Regions from separate parts of the Homo sapiens genome. Here region 2 is linked to region 1. Evidence: read pairs that join two places in POLR2A ChIA-PET (ENCODE). Cell type or tissue: Panc1. All regions are shown on one strand. Each heading gives the region's core, and the rest is flanking DNA. Links, peaks and the distances in the headings are about the cores only.

Region 1 (8,497 bases), core at 153-8,152:
CTTAAATTTCAAGGTAAAATAAGGCATTTATTACATGGACTGAAAGCAATGTTTTCTGAATCGTTTTTTACTTCATGGTTTTTCACACCTGGATAACGTTACTCACTTGCTTACCATAGATAGATGTAACTTACATGAATATAGCTTCAAAGTCTTTTAAAAGATATCTTAAGGGTTTTTGTTTGTTTGTTTTTACTTTCATGGAGGTGAGATGTTTCCTGCATTTTTGGAGTTGTTGCTTTTCATTTTTTATTTGTATTTTTTGCAGGGGAGAGGAATCAGTTTTCTGAATAGTTAACTTCTTGGGAGGCATATTAATAGGTTTGAACTTACTTAAAACAAATCACTCCTTCCAAGTAAGCAGCACTAGCCCATGCATTTTTGCACATTGGCTTTGCAGCTGAGGTGATTGCTGCTGATTTAAAGGGCTATTTGGGGCAGGGGTCAGAGCTGATGGTCCAGGTCAGTCTACAAGTACAAAGCATCCTGCACATGCACACTCCAAGAATACTCCCTGGAGCAGGGCACAGTCACACACACCTGGACTCCCAGCTACTCCAAAGGCTGAGGCACAAGGATTGCTTGAGCCCAAGAGGTTGAAGCTGTAGTGTGCTATCATCGCACCTGTGAATAGCCACCGCACTCTAGCCTGGGCAACACAGTGAGATCTCATCTCTAAAAATTAAAATAAATTTAAAAAAGGAAACTCCCTGGAGATGAGAGGTGCTTGTGAGGAAAGATTTTACATTTCCACTTAAGAGTGTTGTTTACTGTGGTAGGAACTGGACCATTTGTGTCAGGAGACCCTTGGAAAAATCCCTGTCTTTTGGGCCAAGACTCTTGGCCATTTGTCTATCTTGCCTAGCTCATGAGGGGTGGCCACTGCTCAGAAGCTTAGAATCGAAATAGAAAAATCTTGTCGATGGAGAGCCAAGAAACCATGTAGACAATGTCTGATTATTAATTAATGACTTTACTAAAACATTAAGAATGCAAACTCTATAAGCACATAGATGTTGGCCTGGTTTGCTCATCATGGCACACCCCCAAGTGCTGAGAACAATGTCTGACACATAGCCAGTTTTCACTCAATGTTTGTTAAATGAATAAATGACTGAAATAGGACATAAAGATAATTATTGAAAAACCTTTCAAATGAAATCTGACTCTTAGAGTTCTGAATCTTTTGCTCATTGCCGTACAAAAAGCGCCAATAAGCCGGCTGCAGTGGCTCACGTCTGTAATGCCACCCTTTGGGAGGCTGAGTCGCGCAGATCACTTGAGCTCAGGAGTTCGAGACTAGCCTGACCAACATGGTGAAACCCCATCTCTACTAAAAATACAAAAACTAGCTGGGCATGGTGGTGGGTGCCTGTAATCCCAGTCACCTGGGAGGCTGTGGCAGGAGAATTGCTTGAACCCAGGAGGCAGAGGTTGCACTGAGCCAAGATCGCATCACTTCACTCTAGTGTGGGCGACAGAGCGAAACTCCATCTCAAAAAAAAAAAAAAGAAAAAAGAAAAAGAAAAAGAAAAAAAAGTGCCAATTAATTACTTCTAGATTCTGTAAGGAGAAGAGAGTGTCTCCTGATCTCCTCCCAAATTTCTGCAGCACTGATGTATATTTCACCAGTTACACAGATAGAGGTACATGTGTGGAAACTCGAGCCACCTGCTATCATACTTCCAGTTTATTTATCACAGTGATGTTTTTGCAGGCCTTGTGGATTGATACCACAGGGAACTGACCTGGCTTTGTCCAGTTCTGATGAGTAGTGCTCCAGAAGAAATACAGGGAGCCTCAGGAACACAGAGCAGAGGCCCATCCTAGGCCGAGGGCAGGAAAGACTCCCAGTAGACACTGACCAGCAGCATGGAGGACCCTCTCCTCTTGTTGGATGTTAAGGGTGGGATGAAAGTCCCAACCCTCTAATCCTGCCTTGGTCTTTCCAGTGACCAGCCCCCATCCTGAAGCTACCCAGAGTTACTAGCCACCAGTCAACTCATTTGCATACAAAAGGACACATCACTTTGAAGATACCAAATATTTTAGGAGTTTTATGTCAAGAACAGAGGACTAAGGCCAAATATATTTCACAATATCACAAATGTTATATTCACACAACAGAACACTATATACCCATGACAAAGACAAAACTACTGCTTCATGCAACACACTGGATGAGGCTCACAGACACAATATTGTACCAAAAATAAAAGACACACTCAAAGGGTACATATGTGTGATTCCACTTATATAAAGTTCAAGACAGACAAAATTAATTGATGGTGCTGGAGGTCAGGACAGTGGTTGCCTCTGAGAGGTATGAGCTAGGAGGGGCACAGAGACTACGGGGTGCTGGAAATGGTCTCCACCTTGATCTGGGTGGAGGTTTTGAGTCGGGCACTGGAGTTGTGTATTCAATGTACAGATGTGATACCTCAATAAAAAAGAAAAGAATGAATGAAATAAAACTAAACAAATCAGCAATCACCTCTTAGATTCTGGTGAGTAAAAACAATGCAAGTTGCAGAAAGACATGGACAGTATACCATTTATGTAAATGTTAAACATAAAGAACAATACTATACATAATATACATATTTTAGGGATACATACATCTGTGGTAAAAGTATTAAGATGAACACGAAAAGCTGGCATGGTGGTGAGCACCTGTAATTCCAGCTACTCAGCATTGCTTGAGTTCTGGAATTCGAGACCAGCCTGGGCAATATAGTGAGATCCTGTTTCAAAAAATGAAATAAAATAGGCCAGGCACGGTGGCTCATGCCTGTAATCCTAGCACTTTGGGAGGCCAAGGCGGGTAGATTATGAGGTCAGGAGTTCGAGACCATCCTGGCCAACATGGTGAAATCCCGTCTCTACGAAAAATACAAAAATTAGCTGGGCATGGTGGCACGCACCTGTAACACATACTGGACTAATCAGACACCCTCCTTGGGACTTTTCTAACCGGTGCTGTGGGAAGAGAACCTCTTTCCTCTCAGAGCTGTGAAGCTATCAGCCCAGAGCTGACCCCAGCCATCTCTCTGACAACACAGAGGATAATGTTCACAGTGAGAGAGGATACAGCCAAATCTCAGAGGCAGGAAGAGAGAGAAACAAGAGCATCTTCCCAGCATTTGGATTCCTAGGGCCAATTGACCCTAAACCAGTGCCACTCTGTCCCTCCCCACTGTTTCATTAGGTATTCTCTCTTATACCTTACCACCTTGGCATAAGCTGGAGTAAGATCTTTATCATTTATAACCAAAGACTACTACAGGTGTTTAACTCCAGGGCAGAAGGTTGGAATGGGAGTGAGGATGTGAAGCAGGAGATTCACTTTTCAGATAGTATGTTTTTCAGTTCTAGGATTTCCATATAGTTTTTTACAGTTTCCTGATCTCTTCTAAATTTCCCATCTCTTTACCCAGTATATGCATCTTTTCCAAAGACTCTTTAACACATTTATCAAAGGTATTTTAAAGCCCTTCTCTGCCAGTCTGACATCAGAGTTGTCTGTGAGTCTGTTTCTATTGACTAGTATATCTCTTGATTATGGGTCACATTTCTCTCTTTCTTCACATATCTAATAATTTTTATATAGTGAACATTGTAAATGGTATATTGTAGAGACTGGATTCTGTTATCTTCCTCTGGGATTCTAATATACACTAAAGTTCAAGAATGGCTGCCCTTAGGGGAAAGTCATACAAGTGTGGACCTCACCCGGAGTGTCTTCCTTCTTTCAAGGAACAAGTCCCCTTCCTTTAGTCTGGTCGTCATCCAGTGGCATCAAACAGGTTTTTATTTTCACCTTGTCCAGAGTTTGTAATTATGATCTGTAGGAGGGGTTAGCCTTCTACAAATCACTCTACTCTGTTAGACCAAAATTTGGATATTCACATTTTAGTTCAAATACTATATTAAATATGGTTTGATGTTGTTTGCATTCTTTGTCATTTAAAAATAAATTTAAAATGTTTTTAGTTGTACTGGGCATGGTGGCACACATCTGTAGTCCCTGGCTACTTGGGAGGTTGGGGTAGGAGGATTGCTTGAGCCCCAGAGTTCAAGGCTATAGTGTGCTATGTTAGTGCTTGTGAATAGCCGCTGCATTCCAGCCTGGGCAACACAGCAAGACACATATATTTAATTGCTATTTGAATAAAATGTTTGTGAAATCCTGGAAGCACCTTACAGGTTTATGAGACACAGCTTGAAAATCTCTAGTATAAACCATATGATTGACCATTATGGGTATGGATTAGGTTCAACCAGGCATAGGATTATCTCTATGGCAACTGTCGCCATAGCATCAAGCCTACGAGAGAGGTGGAAAATGGGCTTGTGAAGAGTGAAGAGGAATGCAGGGTAATATCTTCCTGGTCCCCATTCCAGGAAATCCAAGAGACTTGCTTTGCACCTTAAAAGAGGAAATCTACAGATGGTGATTAGGTAAAAATGAGCTTTTTGCTAAAAGCAGCCACATTTCCAGCATTCCAACCTATTTTCAGAAGGAGGCTCCTCTTAGCTCCTATGGGCTGATTCATATCCACTTGGTTCATCAATCCTTACCTGTTAACCTGCTCACATGCCCCAAAGTGCAGAGGGTCCCTGCTCCTCAACGAGAAGCAGGGACTCCCACTCAGGAGGGAATTGGCCTCAAGTTTCCCAGTATTTCCAGCCTCTAAGACCTATGGACTGGAGAGAAAGTTCATCTAACTAAATCATTGCAGCCTCTCCTTTTTCTCCTCCCCATTCCTAGTCGGACCCACTAGTGTTTTATTTACCAGGGAGCAGACCTGGACCAAGCTTCTCCAACTTTTTGTTTGTTTGTTTGTTTTTTGAGACAGGGTCTTCCTCTTTCACCTAGGCTGGAGTGCCGTGGTACGATCTCGGCGCACTGTAGCCTCGGCTTCCTGGGCTCAAGTGATTATCCTGCCTCAGTCTCCTGAGTAGCTGGGACCACAGGCATGCACCACTACACACAGCTAATTTTCTTTTTTCTTTTAGAAATGGGGTCTCACTATGTTGCCCAGGCTGGTCTTGAACTTCTGGGATCAAGCAATCCTTCTGTCTTGGGCTCCCAAAGTACTGGGATTCCAGGCATAAGCCACAGTGCCTGGCCCTTCTCCAACTTTAATGTGCACACAAGTCCCTTGGGGGTCTTGTTAAAATATAAATCCTGATTTAGTAGGTGTCATGGGCCAAACTGTGTCTACCCCTCACTTTTTTTTTTTTTTTTTGAGACAGGATCTGGCTCTGTTGCCCAGGCTGGAGTGCAGTGGCAGGATCTCGGCTCGCTGCAACCTCCACCTCCTGGGCTCAAGTAATTCTGCCACCTCAGCCTCCTGAGTAGCCGGGACCATAGATGCACACCACCACGCCCAGTTAATTTTTCGTATTTTTGTAAAGATGGGGTTTTGCCATGTTGCCCAGGCTGGTCTTGACCTCCTGAGCTCAAGCAATCTGCCCACCTTGGCCTCCCAAAGTGCTGGGATTTCATACGTGAGCCACCGTGCCTGGTCATACCCCTCAAAATTCGTATGTTGAAATCATAATCCCCCTATCTCAGAATGTGAATGTATTTGGAGACAGGGTCTTTAAAGAGGTAATTAAGGTTAAATGAGGTCATAAGAGTAGGTCCTAATCCAATAGGACTGGTGTGCTTATAAGAAGAGGAGATGAGGCCGGGCGTGGTGGCTCACGGCTGTAATCCCAGCACTTTGGGAGGCCGAGGCAGGTGGATCACCTGAGGTCAGGAGTTCAAGACCAGCCTGGCCAACATGACGAAACCCTGTCTCTACTAAAAGTACAAAAATTAGCCAGGTGTGGTGGCGGGTGCCTGTAATCCCAGCTACTCAGGAGGCTGAGGCAGGAGAATCGCTTGAATCCAGGAGGCAGAGGTTACAGTGAGCTGAGATCATGCCACTGCGCTTCAGCCTGAGTGACAAGAGTGAGACTCCGTCTCAAAAAAAAAAAAAAAAAAAAGAGGAGCTGAGGACAGATGCAGAGGGAAGACCATGTGAAGACATACGGAGAAGGCAGCCATCCACAAGCCCAGGAGAGAGGCCTCAGAAGAAACAAACCCTGCTGACACCTTGATCTTGGACTTCTGGCCTCCAGAACTGTGAGAAAATACCTTTCTGTTGTATAAGCCGTCCACTGTGTGATACTTAGTTATGGCAGCCCTAGCAAACTCATACATGTGGGTGGGAAGGCACTGAGCTTTCTGCATTTCTAACAAGCTCCTGGATGCTGCTGATTCGAGGACCACACTTTGAGTAGCATGGACCTAGAGAATCTGATTCCTTTTTATTTTATGACATTGTCAGCAGCTTCCTAAGTCATTAGCAGGTGGGGAGGAGGACACTTTTTCTCAAACTCTGCCTTCCTAAAGATAGCTAAGGTAATTGTTCTCTACATTTTTTGTGGCACTTTTGAAATTTTACAAATAGAGTGGCACCTTTCAGTTTCTGTAAGTGAATGCAGTGGGCTGGATATACCCACACGGCATGGCAGGCATAGTATGCAAATTGAGGCACTCATGCTGTGTCTACAGTGGGCAGTTGCCACTCTGTCCCCATGCTAGAATGTGGGCTTAATGTGGTCATATTTTCCAAAACTTCAAGAGCCAGAAATTTGAATTTTTATATTAAATCTCTAGATTTTAAAACTTTCAAATGTTGGCACCTCCATCTGCTTATTTTTGAAATAATGTGAAGCAAAGGAGCTCTCTGAGGTGGTGCTGGACATGTTCAATATTTGGACCTCTACCTTGTTTTAGGTGTATACACATGTAAAAATTCATCATCCAGGTATAGCATAAGCAAACATTCATCAAACTGTATCATTAAAATTTGTACGACTTACCACTTGTAAGTTATGCCACAATAAAAAAGAAAAAAAATCTGCATGGGAATGATACACATGACAGTTATTACCTCTGGGGGCAGAGGCAGGAAAGGAACAGGGTTGGCCTTATGTGTATTTCTAACATATTTCTTCAAAGAGATAGAGGGCTGAAGCATATAGGGGGATTTCTTTCTTTCTTTCTTTTTTGAGACAGGGTCTTGCTCTGTTGCACAGGCTGGAGTGCAGTGGCACAGTCATAGCTCACTACAGCCTTGACCTCCCAGGCTCAAGCGATCCTCCCACTTCAGCCTCCCAAGTAGCTGGGACTACAGGAGCATGCCACCACGCCGCCTGGCTAATTTTTTAAATTTTTAGTAGAGACGAGATATCACTATGTTGCCCAGGCTGGTCTTGAACTCCTGGGCTCCAGCAATCCTCCTGCTTTGGCCTCCCAAAGTGCTGAGATTACAGGTGTGAGCTACCTCGCCCAGTCAGGAGAAAATATTAACAGCTGTTTCATCTCAGTGATACTAGGTATCTGCTTTATTGTTTTCTGTGTGTTTGAAATATTTCATAATTAAAATCAACTATTTTTTAACATTAAAAAAATAAAGCCTGGAAAGACCAACACTGCATGAACCAAATAAAACTCCTCAGAGGCTACTGCACCATTCTCTTGGTCTCCCTGTGGGACTGCACAGTTGTTTATGTACGAATGCTTACTGCCCTGACCCAGGGCTCCTGTATCTTCAGTAAATACCTGCTCCCTCTTTGTCACGGGTGTGATGTGATGTCACCCCACCCACTCAGCCCAGCACCCTCATATGCCATTCATCACCAGAAGTGTGTCCTCGGTGCAGCCTCAACTGTGGGAAAAATAACGTTTATATATCAACCCAAATTTGAAGACACTCTGTATTGGGTTCATAGTTTAAAGCTACCAGAGAACAGACTTCTCTGATCCTGAAAGCAATTAAAGCCTAGTGGTTGAACTCACTGGGTAGAAGCCTGGGTTTTCCAGTTTACTAAATATATGCCCCTGGGAAAGTTAGTTTCTCAGCTTCTATTTCTTCACCTGTAAATTGGGAATGACGACAGTATCTACCTAGTTGGGCTTACGGGTAGATTTAAATTTGCTGAGTTATTGGTGCATAACTGTTCATTAGTTATTATTAAGTAATTAATACTGGGTTGATTTTACTTTAACTATCTTTCTTACATCATAGATTGTCTGAGGCCACACCAGTATGAAATCAACAGCTGGCCACCAAGTCTCAAAGGGAAGATATTTTCGGCTGGGTGTGGTGGCTCATGCCTATAATCCCAGCACTTTGGGAGGCTGAGGTGGGCAGATCACTTGAGGTCAGGAGTTTGAGACCAGCTTGGCCAACATGGTGAAACCCCATTTCCACAAAAACTAGCTGGACATGGTGGTGTGCTCCTGTAGTCCTAGCTACTTAGAAGGGTGAGGCAGGAGAATCGCTTGAACCCAGCAGCCAGGAGGCGGAGGTTGCAGTGAGCCGATATCATGCCACCGCACTCCAGCCAGCCTGAGGGATGCACAGCAAGACTCTCAAACAGAAAAAAAGGAAGATATTTTCAACTCTGATTCAAGTGGCAAATGTAATTAAACATT
Region 2 (8,497 bases), core at 335-8,334, 49 kb before region 1:
CACTCCAATGGAGAGGCCCAGCAGTGGGCAGTGGACATCTTGGGTAATGCCCAGGAGCCCAGAGAGGGCGATGGTGTGCCTAGGCTGAGGTGATAAGGCTAACCTTGCAATGGAAATCAGGGGGAAAAGCTCAATGCTCCCAGACATTCAGGAGCCAGAGTCCTAGAAATTAAACAAATATATCCTCTCCTGAGCCATCAAAAAAATTACACTCCTGGGCTTCCAAGGGGCTTGGAAACAACCCAGTGGGTCTAGGAAAGGGTCAGAAAATGGGATTCTCATTCCACACACTCCCAAATCAATGACTGACCCAGGCCTACTGACCCCGACACACACATCCTGAAAATGTGCCCCACTCCATCGTCACACCCTGGAGAGAATGGCAAAGGTTAACACACACAGCTTGGTTTCCTTTTCCTGGGAAACACAGCAGTCAGAGGCCAGCAGCCGCCTCCACACACAGCCTGCAGGGGAAATGACCCCTGGGCTTCCTCCCCACCATCTGACACACTCACACCTTCCTCTCTGCTGTGCTCAGCAAAGCTCAACTTTTGACACAAGGCAAATAGCTGTCATTAGAAATTTCGTTGCTTGAGAGAGACAAGAACAATCATTTTGGAGAGCTTTTCGGCAATTTCTGTCGCCAAACTTGCATTCCCTTTGACTCAGCAATTTGACCGCTAAGAATTTATCCACACAATTGTGTGTATGCATGTATGTGTGTGTATATATGTGTGTGTGTATGTATATAAAGATAAGGAATATTGAATGTCTATTGATAAAAAAAGGTCAAATAAATTATGGTTCATATACCTACTAAAGATAAGGTGGACTTTTCTATATCATTATGGGAAAAGGTTTATAGTATCTTGAGAAAAGAAAAAAAAGATTATAATGCTATGTATACCATATGATTAAATCTATCTGGGGGATGGATTGTATGGGGGGAAGTTTGCATATGTGTGTGTCTATGCACATTAAAAAGAAAAAAATACAACAAATTGATAATCATGGTTATTTGCATGGAATGAGAGAGAGGAGAAATGGGAACAGTTTTGCTTTCTACTTTATAGATTTCTTTTTTTCTTTTTCTTTTTAGAGACAGAGTCTCGCTCTCTTGCCCAGGCTGGAGTGCAGTGGCACAATCATAGCTCAATGCAGCCCTGACCTCCTGGGCTCAAGAAGTCCTCCCCGCTCAGCCTCCCCAGTAGCTGGGACTATCGGCATGTGCCACCATGCTTGGATAATTTTTTAATTTTTTTGTAGAGATGGGGTCTTGCTATGTTGCCCAGGCTGGTCTCAAACTCTAGGCCTCAAGCAATCCTCCTGCCTCAGCCTCCCAAAGTACTGGGATTACAGGTGTGGGCCACCGTGCCTGGCCAACATTTCTATATTATTTCATTTCTTTTGAACATGTATAGCTTTCATAATCTCCATCTTAGAAAATAATTGAGTCCTCTTAGCCAGTCCTCTGGCTCATGCCAGCTCCTGGATGTTGTGCTGACATCCAGCATTTGCTCATTCTTGTGGGGCTGTAGGGAATTTCAGGTTCAATGCTGAGCTCTTGAAGCCAAGGTCTACAACCCTGGCTGTACATTACAATCACCTGGGGTGCCTTAAAAACACTACAGGATTTAAATCAGAATCTTGGAAGGTGGGGTAGGCACTGATAATTTTAAGAGCTCCCCAGGTGGGTCTACGGGTTGTTCCAGGGTTGAGAACCACTAAGCTGAACCAACATCAAAAAGACCACTGGACTAGCTAAAAAAAAAAAAAAAACAACAAAAAAAAAACCACACCCTTTTAATAGAAAGCAATATTACAGAGTAATTTGTACTACTAAGAGTCAGCTCTGCCTTTAAGATATCTAGTTAGGGAGTTTGTACTGGGTGCTTTTTCTCAAAGTTCTGCTTCCAGTTTTGGAATTCATCAGCTCAAAGTGGGGAAAGCAAACAAGGAGACTCGAGTTCCTTCGTTCTGAGCTGTGGCTGTGCTGGGGCTTTCTTTGGCAGCCTGTGCCCACCCCATGTCTGCAGGCCTTCATCAGCGACTAAGGGGTCAGAGTCCAGCCCTTCTCGGCTCCAGGAGGAACAGCTGAGAGAATTAGAAGCACTCAGCCCAGAGGAGGTATTTAAGAGACATACGATAGCTGGTTTCAAATATTTAAAGGACTGTCAAAATGTGAAGTTCAACTCCAGTTGTCCCTAAAGGAAGGCAGTGGATAACGAGTGCCAGCGATGGGGAAGCAGGTCTCTGTCCAACATCAGGAAGAATTTTCTAATCATCAGAGTTGTCCAAGGATGGAAGGGGCTGTCTTGTGAAGTAATGGGATGGCTGGGGCAAGGGACGAGTGACCACCTGTGACTGTGATGCTGGTAGATCCCCTCCCACTCAGCCCTCCAACTCCATGAGGCCAGAGACACTTACAAAGTCTTAAGCAAAATCCACTGGGAATGTTTCTTTTAACCAAAAGAAGCTTTCAAATAATAGTCTGAGCTCTGGCTAAGTGTCAGGCACTGCGCTAGGTGCTAGAAACGAAGGCAGTAAGCTAGACAGGGTCTGTTGTCATGGAGCTTATATGGGAGGCAACAGACAACATGTCAGACCATTTCTGACGGCCCCAATAAAATGGGGTGGTGACTGAAACTGCAGGGAGGCAGCTGCTTTAGATTGACAGGGGAGGCCTCCCTGGAGTGAGGATGTTTGAGCTGAGACCCAAATGCAGAAGGCAAAGTGTGGCAGGCCAACTGGGGAGGTGGGGGGCTCTTCAGTTTGACTCAGTACAAAATGAGAAGGACCTCAGATCACACACAAAAATTAACTTGAAATAGATGAGAGACCTAAATGCGAGAGAGAAAACTATTAAAGTCTTAGAAGAAAACATAGCACAAATCTCCATGACCTTGAATTAGTCAAGGGTTTCTGAGACATGACACCAAAACCACAGCTCAAAGACAAATAAACAAACTGGACTTCATCAAAATAAAAAACTTTTGTGTTTCAAAAGACATCAGCAAGAAAGTAAAAGGAGAATCCCCAGAATGGGGGAAAATATTTTCAAGTCATTTGCAAATATTCTAGACAAAGGACTTATATCTGGAACATATAAAGAACTCTTAGAAATTGTGGTATATATATGTATAATATATACAGTGTATATATTATACACTATATGTATTTATATACAATATACACACACACATATACAGTGTATAATATATATACTATATATATTATATATATAATATACACACACACACAGTGGAATATTATTCAACTTTAACAAAAGATATCCTGCCATTTGACAACATGAATGAACCTGGAGGACATTATGCTAAGTGAACTAAGCCAGATACAGAAAGAAAAATACTGGGCCAGGTGCGGTGGCTCATGCCTCTAATCCCAGCACTCGGGGAGGCCGAGGCAGGCGGATCACGGAGTCAGGAGTTCGAGACCAGCCTGACCAACATGGTGAAACCCCGTCTCTACTAAAAATACAAGAAGTAGCTGGGTGTGGTGGCACACGCCTGTAATCCCAGCTACTCAGGAGGCTGAGGCAGGACAATCGCTTGAACCTGGGAGACAGAGGTTGTGGTGAGCTGAGATCATGCCATTGCACTCCAGCCTGGGCAACACAGCGAGACTCCATCTCAAAAAAAAAAAAAGAAAAAGAAAAAGAAAAATACTGTATAATCTCATATATGGATTCTAGAGCCAAATATATAGAAGCAGAGAAGAGAAGGGTGGTGACAGGGGTGAGGAGGTAGGGAAAATGGCAGATGTTGGTCAAAGGATACAAATTTCCAGTATGTAGAGTGAATATGTCTGGACATCTAAGGTACAGCCTGAGGACTACCATCACTAATACCGTATTGCATGCAAGAGGTATGCCCAGAGAGTAGATTTTAGTGCTCACACCACACACACACAAAATAAAGAACTACGTAAGGTGATGGATGTGGTCACTTGCTTGACTGTAGTCATCATTTCATTATGTATTGTGTATTAAAACATCATGTCGTAGACTTGAAATACATGCAACTTTTATTGAAAAAGAACTCTTACAACTCAATAATAAAAATATGTAATCCAATTTTAAAATGGGCAAAGGATCTGAATAGATTTTTCTCCAAAGAGGAGGTACAAATGGCCAATAAGCACATGAAAAGATGCTCAAAGTCATTAGCAATTAGGGAAATGTAAATCAAATCACAGTGAAATATCATTTCACATGCACTGGGATGGCTATAATCAAACTCGCAGATAATAAGTGATGGTGAGGATGTAGAGAAATTCACACCTGCATACACCGTGGGTAGGAATGTAAAATAGTGCAGCCACCTTGGAAAACAGTCTATCAGCTCCTCAGATGGTTAAACGTAGCGTCACCGGATGACTCAGCAATTCTATTCTGAGGCATCTACCTAAGAGAAATGAAAACTTACATCCACACAAAAACTTGTATGCAAATGTTCGTAGCAGCATTATATTATAAAATATATACATTATGTAATGTTATGTAATAACTAAAACATGAAAATAACTCAAATGTCCACTACATGAGGAATGAACAAATAAAATGTGACTTATCTATACAATAGAATATTATTCTTTTTTTTGAGACAGAGTCTTGCTCTGTCGTCCAGGCTGGAGTACAGTGGTGCCATTACTGCAACCTCCACCTCCCTGGTTCAAGCAATTCCTCTGCCTCAGCCTCCTGACTAGCTGGGATTACAGGTGTGTGCCAACACACCCGGCTAATTTTTTTTTTTTTTTTTTTTTTCTGTATTTTTAGTAGAGATGGGGTTTCACCATGTTGGCCAGACTGATCTTGAACTCTTGACCTCAGACAATCTGCCCACCTCCCAAAGTGTTCGGATTACAGGTGTGAGCCACCATGCCCGGTCTATTCTTTTTTTTTTTTAACTTTTATTTTAGGTTCAGGGGTATATGTGAAGGTTTGTTATACAGGTAAACTTACGTCGTGGGGCTTTGTTGTATAGATTATTTCATCACCCAGGTATAAAGCCCAGTACCCGACAGTTGTCTTTTCTGCTCCTCTCCCTCCTCCACCCTCCACCCTCAAGTAGGCCCCAGTGTCTGTTGTTTCTATCTTTGTGTTCATAAGTTCTTGTGCTCTGTCACCCAGGCTGGAGTGCAGTGGTGCCATCTCGGCGCACTGCAACCTCTGCCTCCCAGGTTCAAGCAATTCTCCTGCCTCAGCCTCCCAAGTAGCTGGGATCACAGATGTGCACCACCACACCTGGCTAATTTTTGTATTTTTAGTAGAGACATGGTTTTGCCATGTTAGCCAGGCTGGTCTTGAACTCCTGGCCTCATGTGATCTGCCTGCCTTGGCCTCCCAAAGTGCTGGGATTACAGGCGTGAGCCACCATGCCTTACCTGTGTTCATAGGTTCTTATTTAGCTTCCACTTACAAGTGAGAACACATGGTATTTGGTTTTCTGTTCCTGTGTTATGGAATATTATTCAGTTATAAAAAAGAATGAAGTTCTGATACATGCTACAACATGGATGAATCTCGAAAACATTATGCTGAGTGAAAGAAGCCAGACACAAGCAACCACACATTATATGATTCCATTTATATGAAATGTCCAGAAAAGGCAAACATATATAGGGAGAAAGTAGATTTGTGGTTGCCGAGAGCTGTGGGGTGGGTGGGTGGCTGTCAGGGATAAGGAGACTGCTAATGGGGCCTCTTTCTGGGATGATGAAAATGTTTAAAAATGACTGTGGTTGAGAGTTGCACTATCTGTGAATGAACTAAAAACCATTTAATTGTACACTTCAAATGGTTGCATTGTATGATATGAATTCCATTTCAGCAAAGCTATTGTTTAAAAAGTTAGAAGGGAGACAATGTACCTCTTGGTTAAGGGGTTCTTGTCAGAAAGAACTCTATTTCTCCATCTTCTCAGCCTGTCTAATTCCTGCAAGAGCCAATCAAGACCCACCACCTCCTAGAAATCTCCCTGGGCTGCCTCAGCCCTGGTGCTCCCTCTGCCCCCTCCTCCGGTGCACAGCATGCTTGTGTGGGTAGACGCCATGCTATGTCCATTAATCTTGGGGAAATGTATGCTGGACCTCTGCAATCATCTCTGCAGTGATCACATTGCCCATCACCAACTCTGGCACACAGCAGCAGCTGTGCCTGGCTGGTTAAGGAGAAAGGCTGACTTTAAGAGAACACACCTGGTTCCCCAGGCTCAGCAACAAAGAAACCGGCTCTTTAACACTGAGAATTGGAAAGAACTGATTCCTAAAATATCCTGCTCTCTTTGCCTGGAGAGATCACTGGCCCCGGTAGACCCTGATGTGCAGGAAAAATTTCCCAATCATGCGGCAAAACGGGGAATGCCATCAGCTCCTGTTTGGCCTCCAGGATAGAGAAACTGCACTTAAAATCCACTAACCCTGTTCTGACACTGGAAGATCCTATGGCTAGGTGAAATCGGCTCACCTTCTCTGGAAACACATTTCTCCCCTAGTTCCCAGTCCTGACTGTGGGTTTGGGCCAGCCTTCTCCCATGTGATCTCACCCACCCTCCACCCCTTCTCCAGACCTCACTGGGTCCCCCTCTACTCACAGTTCTCCCCTTCTCTGAAACCTTTACAAGGCACCTGCAACCATAGTGCCCACTGCAGCACTGGAGACTCAGATGGCCAATTTCATGCCTGACCGTTCCCCCAACCCATTCCCAGAATCATTCTTGACTGGATTACAAAGTCCTTGAAAGCAAATATTTGATCCGGGCTTCCTTTGTTTTCTCTACAACGTCTAATGACTTGGTAGATCCTCAGTAAAGCCATGTTACTTGTCTGATAAAATTCAGTCCAGTCCCGTCAAGAAGGATTGGGCGCTTATTACGTGCTGGGCTCTGTGCTAGACACTGGCAACACAAAGTCAAATAAAACACAGCTCCAGTCCCAGGGAGCTCTGGTGTGGTGAGAAAGAGCAGTACTAAGGGACAATGTGCTGTAAGGCTAGGTCAAGAGCTGTGCCTGTTCCCAGGGAACCCCAGGAGAGGCACCACTCTGGAAGGCTTCCTAGCAGAGGTGATGCCAGAGTGACAGATAAGGAAGGTAGGCTGGGTGAAGAGGTGAGGGTTGTGGTGGTGGAAGGGTACCCTAGGCAAAAGAAACAGCATAAGCAAAGGCTGAGGGCTAGGGGAGGGGGCATGACACAGCCTGAGTTCCCTGGGAGAGCCAGGGCCAGCTGGGGTGACTGGAGCCTGGAGCCCAAGGCAGTGAGAGGCAGGAGGTAAACTGAGTCCCAGCTCTGAGGCTCGAGGGAATGATGGGGGCAGAAGAGGGAGGAGGGCAAGGGGGCGAAGAAGCACAAGGTCAAAGCCAGCTGAAGTGTTTCTTCGGTGGAGAACTTGGCATAGTTTGGGATTGGAGAGAGAGGCGAGAACAGGTGTCGGGGAGATCTAAGGGCTGAAGGAGGAATAGATGAGCATGTGAGGGAGCCCAGAAGGAGCAAAGGGCCCTGGAGCAGGGGGCAGGCAGGACGATGAAGCAGGCTTGGCAATGAGAGAGAGTGTGGGCAGTGAAATGCGTGGGGTCCCTAGAGGAGGGGGGGAGATGGGAGCCCAGGAGGGGCTGCTTAGAGATCAAGAAATCTCACCCCAAAGGCTCTGGGCCCCCAGATGGTCCACACTCAGGATGCAGTGGAGTGACTAGAATAGATCTCAGAGTGGGAGTGGGTTCCCCAGGGAGACCCTAGTTCCTGGAGGGGCACAGGGTGCTTCACCTGCTCATTTTTGGACAGTTCAGAGTGACTAAGACCCTGAGGCATTCAATGCAGGGAGCGTTAGCGACTTTTGAAAAATGAGAGAAACTAAGTGCCAGAAGTCAATGACTTTGTTTCACGCTCAATTCGCTCCCAGGCACCGGATCTGAGAGCAAACCTTTTAAATCTCCCCTCCTGCTCCCAAACTTGGCTCAAAATGTGGAGCAACTGGAATGAGGAAAGGGGATTCTTTTGAGCCCCCAAGCTGCTTCTCCCTGCCCCTTCCTTCCGTGTGGCCAGAGGGGACCCTCCTCTCTGCCACAGCCAACTCCAGGACGTCATTTGCTCCCAGGTCCCCTCAGGAGGGGAAGAAGGGACCTGCCAAGCTGGCTGGAGAAGAGTCCTGCGCAGCGGCCAGGGCAGCCTGCCAGGGGCTGCATCTGGTCGGGCTTCCCGCCCCAATTCCCCGGTTCCTCATCAGGCTGAGGTTGAGGTGAGAGGAGAAACACACAGCCAGCCCTCCTCCCCCAGTGCCCCCTCAAAGTCACGTCATCCAAGCATTCCCTGGGGAGGGCGGCCCCCTCCCTCTGACCTCAGCCTGTTTTGCTTGGCCAGAGCCCACCCCCAGTGAGCCTGTCCCCTCCCCACACCCTTGCTCACACCCAGGCCCATGCAGGGAAAGGCGTGAGCTATAGATTCCAGCCCTCCCAGGCTGCACACCAAAGCCCCCAGATAAGGGGC

Evidence for each region. Peaks named below come from ENCODE experiments on the same cell type or tissue, not always from the same donor. Only the 100,000 strongest peaks of a DNase experiment are listed, where the experiment ranks them.
Region 2: POLR2A ChIA-PET joins it to region 1 with 10 read pairs; 8 of 35 experiments call an interaction of 5 or more read pairs at or near these places.

Annotation. Positions count from the first base shown.
Region 1 is chr10:103,861,883-103,870,379 of GRCh38, forward strand. No RefSeq gene overlaps it. Among named protein-coding and RNA genes, the nearest start is that of SH3PXD2A, 11 kb to the left of the region's middle. In Panc1, for the core only: no CTCF peak of the experiment used is centred there; no DNase peak of the experiment used is centred there.
Region 2 is chr10:103,812,237-103,820,733 of GRCh38, forward strand. The region is part of intron 1 of SH3PXD2A (SH3 and PX domains 2A); the gene reads right to left. Among named protein-coding and RNA genes, the nearest start is that of SH3PXD2A, 39 kb to the right of the region's middle. In Panc1, for the core only: no CTCF peak of the experiment used is centred there; a DNase peak (open chromatin) is centred at 4,384.